Linked DNA regions of Homo sapiens: region 2 is linked to region 1. A link is an interaction called in ENCODE POLR2A ChIA-PET data of the cell type or tissue named here. Cell type or tissue: IMR-90. All regions are shown on one strand. Links, peaks and the distances in the headings refer to the core of each region. The heading gives the core; the rest is flanking DNA.

What was found. ChIA-PET counts read pairs that join two places held together with the same protein. Peaks named below come from ENCODE experiments on the same cell type or tissue, not always from the same donor. Only the 100,000 strongest peaks of a DNase experiment are listed, where the experiment ranks them.
Region 2: POLR2A ChIA-PET joins it to region 1 with 5 read pairs; 1 of 35 experiments calls an interaction of 5 or more read pairs at or near these places.

Annotation. Positions count from the first base shown.
Region 1 is chr3:150,249,669-150,252,593 of GRCh38, forward strand. No RefSeq gene overlaps it. Among named protein-coding and RNA genes, the nearest start is that of LINC01213, 13 kb to the left of the region's middle. In IMR-90, for the core only: no CTCF peak of the experiment used is centred there; no DNase peak of the experiment used is centred there; H3K27ac peaks cover 884 bases.
Region 2 is chr3:149,372,497-149,375,421 of GRCh38, forward strand. The region is part of intron 3 of TM4SF1 (transmembrane 4 L six family member 1); the gene reads right to left. Among named protein-coding and RNA genes, the nearest start is that of TM4SF1, 3.7 kb to the right of the region's middle. In IMR-90, for the core only: no CTCF peak of the experiment used is centred there; a DNase peak (open chromatin) is centred at 1,385; H3K4me3 peaks cover 378 bases; H3K27ac peaks cover 1,385 bases.

The DNA of each region.
Region 1 (2,925 bases), core at 255-2,754:
AACTACCCTTTCAGAGCCAAGTCCTGACTTCAGGGCTGCCCACAGTCTTGCTCTCTGAAAGCCCTGTAGAAAATTAGAGGGGTGGAAGGCAATCATTTAAAATAGATCACATTCAGTTTTATTAAAAAACCAAAACAGCTGGGGTATTGATTTGCAAGCTCTGTAATGCCATTGGTATGCCCAACCTGGCCAAGATATTAAAAAGATATTTAAGGAAATGTCACTAAGTGTCTCAGGCACAAGTTTTGGCATATTCAACCAGCATTGTGGTGCTGTGGGTAATTCGTCTTCCTTTATGTTTTGCTATGCAGCACAGGGGGAGGGGACATTTACAAAATGATTTACTGTGACACATCCATTATAATGAAAGCATGTGCCGCTTGCCAGCACTCCTGGCCCATCTTCTCCCTCCCAGATGCTCGGCCATATGTCCCATGCTTGGCGTGAGCGACAGTTGTGTTGATAGAGAAGGAGTCCTGGGATCTCGGTGTTTTTAACAGAAATCCCAGAAAGCTCTGAGGTTGCTGGCTCAGGTAAGAAAAGCAGCAGGAAAGGGCCCATTGTTTGGGACTAAGTGTTTTTAAAGATGCTTCAGTGGTATAACCACAGGATGGAGTGAGATTTACTGTCTCCTCAAGGCCAGGAGGATTGCTGAGAGAGGAGCTCAAGCTTCACTTGGGGAGCTTTCCACTGTTGCTGGCTTCCCAGCTCAAGTTCTCTTTCCTTCCTCACCCCTCCGCAAGATAACTGGCTGCTCTCTGCTCTATCTTCCAGCAACAGCCCATTCCTCAGTTACCAGGACCTTGCATCCAAATTCGAGCGGCACGCATTACTGCTTCGTGAAAGCAGCTGCTACTTTGACCATGTGGATCTCCTGGCTCCCTAACTATTGCAACCCTAGCTTAATTGCCTCTGCTCCTGGAATAAAATCAGCACTTATTGAACACCTGCATATGGAAGACATCATGCTAGGCCCTGTGAAAGAAAGAAAGAAATTTGGTATACAGTTGGTTTTGCCTTGAAAAGTTTACCATCTAGTTGTGAATTAGTACTCCCATCTATGTCCTGGCAAACCTTGGACAAATTTCTTAACCTCTTTGCACCTTGATTTCTCCATCTGTAAAAGAGAGGATAATAGTATATAGGATTGATGTAAATCAATTAATATGTATAAAATGCTTAAACTAGTACATGACACATAATAATCACTCAGTAAATGTTAGCTAAATTTGGCCCCTAGTTGGAGGAAAGAAAGAGGGAAAAAAGAGGAATAAAATTAGATTTATGTGCTGTATCTTGTAATAAAATTTTATATATGTTCACTGAATTCTCACAATACCATGTAAGGTAGATATTACTGTTACTCTTTAATTTTTAGTAAATTGAGGCTCTGCTAGGTTAATACTTTGTCCAGGTGTTCAATGTTGACAAAGCTTACAGTCAAGGCCAAAACTACTTAGTGCCACAGCCCATGATTTTGAAAAGACAAATAATTTAAAATTTAAATAATGTTTACAAGACACTAGAGGTTGTCTAGCAAAGGTCAATCTCTGATTGATTTCCCAATAAATTGCATGAGAAGACATTGCCTAAGAGTTCACTTCGATATGGAGCTGGCAACCGCAGGGAGCTCTTCCCACCACTAGACCTGAATGAAGCATCGAGGAGCCATTCTTGGAAGCCAGGGAGGGGAGTGGAATGGAAAGGGCTGCCTGGCAGGAGCTGTATCTCTGGGTAGAGGGACACAGCCAACCTGCAGGAACCAGCAGAGAAGGGGCCAGGAACATACTCTGATCTTACCTCCTCCTTCCTCTCTCCTGCCAGTACTCTTGGGTAAGCAAGCCCTTTGCTGCTGTCTAAATAGGTCATCCTCCCTGGGCAGAGAACAGGATGGAAAAGAGTAGAGAGAGGACCTGGGGGTGCAAATGTAAGATATCCAACACAGGAAGTTTGTTATAAGATTAGATAACTTACATGGCACTGTGTCTGCTACACAGAAGATACTGACCACCTGATGGTTACTATTATTTCTTATTATTTGTCCTGCTTTGGTTGGCTTGGTATTTATGTGTCCAGTTCAGATCCTCTGGCCTCACCGCAAACAAAAGAGTTTTCTAATCCCTGTAGTAGCATGAGAAGTGACTCACTAAAAAGTCAATTAAGTTTCTTGTCTACAATCTTTTGCCTCTATTTTTTTTAAAGGAAGCTTTCAAATGGGGTTGGGGGTGGGGAACTTGGAAATCATTTTTTTAAACACAAGCTTTGTGATTTGTCTTATTGGAAGTTCTTAACAGAGGAAAGGGGCCTGTTTGTTTAGATTGCTATGCAACAGGAGGCATTGAGTAAATGGTTTCCCAGTTTTTATTATTTTAAACTTCACCCGGAGAAAATTGATCCAAGTTTAAGAAAGACAGGAGGAATGGAATATAGACTCTAATGTTTCCAAAATTCTAAATGGCACTGCAAATAATAGAACCCTAAAACAAACATTCACAAACAGAAAATTACCTTTGTATTTCTCACTTTCAAGGTAAAATCCGTAGAAAATATGTCTTCATCTATTCAAACAGAATTTTTTCCAGCTAATTTATACACTACATGCTAAATAATGACAGAAAGTTGAAAGTTTATCACTTTCTACCAAATATCAGCAAAAGGTTAAGTTGCTGTAGAATAATTACTTTTTATCTCCATTTTTCACCCACAACATGCAGAAAGCACAACTAGGCAGAAGCCATCATTGACCAAGAGGAAAGAGGGGCAGATGCCTCCTAAAATTCTTTCCCTATCTCAAACTCAGTCACCAGTTTTTACAAAAGCTTCACATTCCCCCATCGAGCTATTTTTCATTAGGCCAAGAGGTTTTGGGTTGATATTCATGTTGGTGCTGGCTCTATCAGGCTGGCAGGCTTAAGGCAGTTTCTG
Region 2 (2,925 bases), core at 262-2,761, 880 kb before region 1:
TTTGGATATTTAATATGCTGGAATTTTTCAACTGAGACCTTTGGAACAAAGCTATTTTTTGTTTTTAAGGAATAAATTAATTTGCAACAGGAAGCAAATTCATGGGATTAAACCCAACTAATTTGATAGCTCTTTACTTTTTTCTGAGACGGAGTCTGACTCTGTTGCCCAGGCTGGAGTGCAATGGCGCAATCTTGGCTCATTGCAACCTCTACGTCCCAGGTTCAAGCCATTCTCCTGCCTCAGCCTCCCAAAGTGCTGGGATTACAGGCGTGAACCACCACGCCCGGCTGATAGCTCTTCACTTTCATGATGCTGTGCCCAAGAGTTGATAATAGCATGTAGCACACTGCATTTGCTCATTCAACAAAGATTATTGAGCAGTCAGTGTGAGTCTGACACTGAGCCAGAGCTGGGGATATAATGGAGCACAGGGCACGGGCTCTGTCCTGAAAGAGCATAGCTTCTAAAGGAAGAGACAAGTCACAAGTAATCTCAATGCAACAGATATGCTGATCGGTAAACAAAATATGGAAGAGCCACAGAGGAAGGGCATCTAACCTAGTCCAGGGAGAACAGCTGCTTATGTATCTATTCAATAAGGCTGAGCTCCATGAAGGTAGGAGCCAGACCTATTCATCATTGTATATCCAGCCGCTAGAACAGTATCTGACACACAATAGCCACTCAGCACATTTTAAAAGCAGTTGAATGATAAATAACAATATGAAGTTGCTTTGTGAAATGTCAGCAAACCATACTGAGGTGATATCTGACTATAGATTCTAGGATTTAGTCGATTTTATAAATACCTGGATATTCTTCCAGTCTGAAAAATTCTACTTCTGATAGCTCTCCTAGAATTTCAGCCTTTGCTACAGAGTATTTGGATTCTTAACAAAATATAATACAATCATGTGGGAAAATCAAGGTTTGACTTAATTCCACAAAGAGGCCTGGTATAATTCTTTTCTTATCACGACTTCCTTCCACAACAGAACAAAGGGGCTTGGAATTTGAGACCTAACTTTAGAATAGTTCATTGAGCCAATCAGAGATTATAGTTGTTCATTTCAAAAAAAGTTCTGTTTTTGTGGCCCTGTCTTTCTGCATGTCAGCAGAACAAAAATCTATATTTTCAGGTCTCAATGTAAAAAAAAATTTTTGGCTCCACCTGGCTCCCAGGCAACTAACCTGTGGCTTGTGACTGTTAGTTATTTCCCATATTGAAATCCTTGGACAGTTTTAAATGAAGAATGACATAGAAGAGGAGGAAGGTTTCTTGTAGAATCCAGAGTGGATAATGGGAGGGGCAAACAGTCAAATAGCTATAAAAACCATTTAGCAATACTACCACCTCTCCCTGCATTCTGGTTGCATAAGTCATGACTTTTCTTAGAAGTCTGTTTGTGCAATAGTTTTGTATGTTTGTACATATGTGAATAGCCATTTTCTACTAGTACATCCAGTATGTTCTGATAAAAGCTGAGTCATGATTGATCACAGTTTTGAACACCAAAATTTCAAACTTCTGTAAGTATCAATTTTCCTTCAAAGGCTACCATTGGGTTATGTTTATTGTAAGGTAGTAGCTAATATTAACAGCTAACAGTGGCAGTTGCACACAATGTGGCAGCCTCTGTGGGGAACATTTTACATATTATTTCATTAATTCTCATGACAATTGCCATTGATTTTATTTTACCAGTGGAGTAACTGAGATGCAGAGAGCTCATTTCACCTTTTCCTACAGATAGGTGCAGAGCTGTGATTGAACCCAGCTAATTCAAATTCATGATCTCATAACTGTGCTAAATTTGTGAGATTCATATATCCTCACTACATGCTTTAAATTCATGGGGTCAAACATTCTTGATAATATAATTTGTTATTAATATTATTTTTAATCATGAATCTCAAAACTAAACCTTTCAAAATTCAACTTCAGAAAGTTGAGTAGGGAAAAGGGAAACTCAGAATCAACTCCTGCTCAAAGAAACATGTCATCCATTCATCACCACATACATCCGTTTCTATCAGCTGTGCTGTTTCTGTTCTTTTCTGGATAACTGATAAAAAAAATAAGTATCAACATAGAATGGTAGAACAGCACAAATTATCCTGATATTATGATTGTGAATAGGCCTTACTTATATAGCTTAATAACTAAAAAAGGGGGCATTGTACATAGTTTGTATGTTTTATATGAGTGTATGTATGTGTATGTTTTATATGAGTGCATGTATACACAGGGGTAAGGGCATGGTTTGCCCTGGGCTTGGGTTAAATTCATATAGTTGCCATTCTTATTATATATGGATTCTATAATACTTTCTTATAAAGTAGTAAAATGTATTACACTTAATCAGGCAATTGTTCTGGTATAATGTATGAAGTAATTGAGATGCACTATATGAACACAAACTCTACATCTAGACTGCCTGGGTTCAAATGCTAACTGCCACTTTCTGGCAACGTGACCTTGGATGAATTACTCCATCTCTCTGTGATTTTGTTTCCTCATCTTTAAAATAGGAAGTCACTTCATAGGGTTATTATAAGGACTGAATTATTGAATCTATTCAAAAGCACTCTGTATTTGGGAAGCTGAGGAAGGGGTATTGCTTGAGCTCAGGAGTTAGAGGCTGCAGTAAGCTATGATTGTGCCACTGCATTCTAGCCTGGGTGACAGATCAAGACCCTGTCTCTGGGGGAAAAAAAAAGAAAGAAAGAAAAGAAAAGAAGCATTTAGAATTTGTTTAGGTCGGGGACTGGGGATCCATCCTTGGATACCTATTGCCTAAACCATGCCTGAGTCAGTGAGAATAAACACTGGCTAGGTGGGTGGATGGATGGATAAGTGGATGCCTATCTGGTTTGATAGAGCTGCCACTATATACATGTGGTGGATAAAAATGTGTAGCC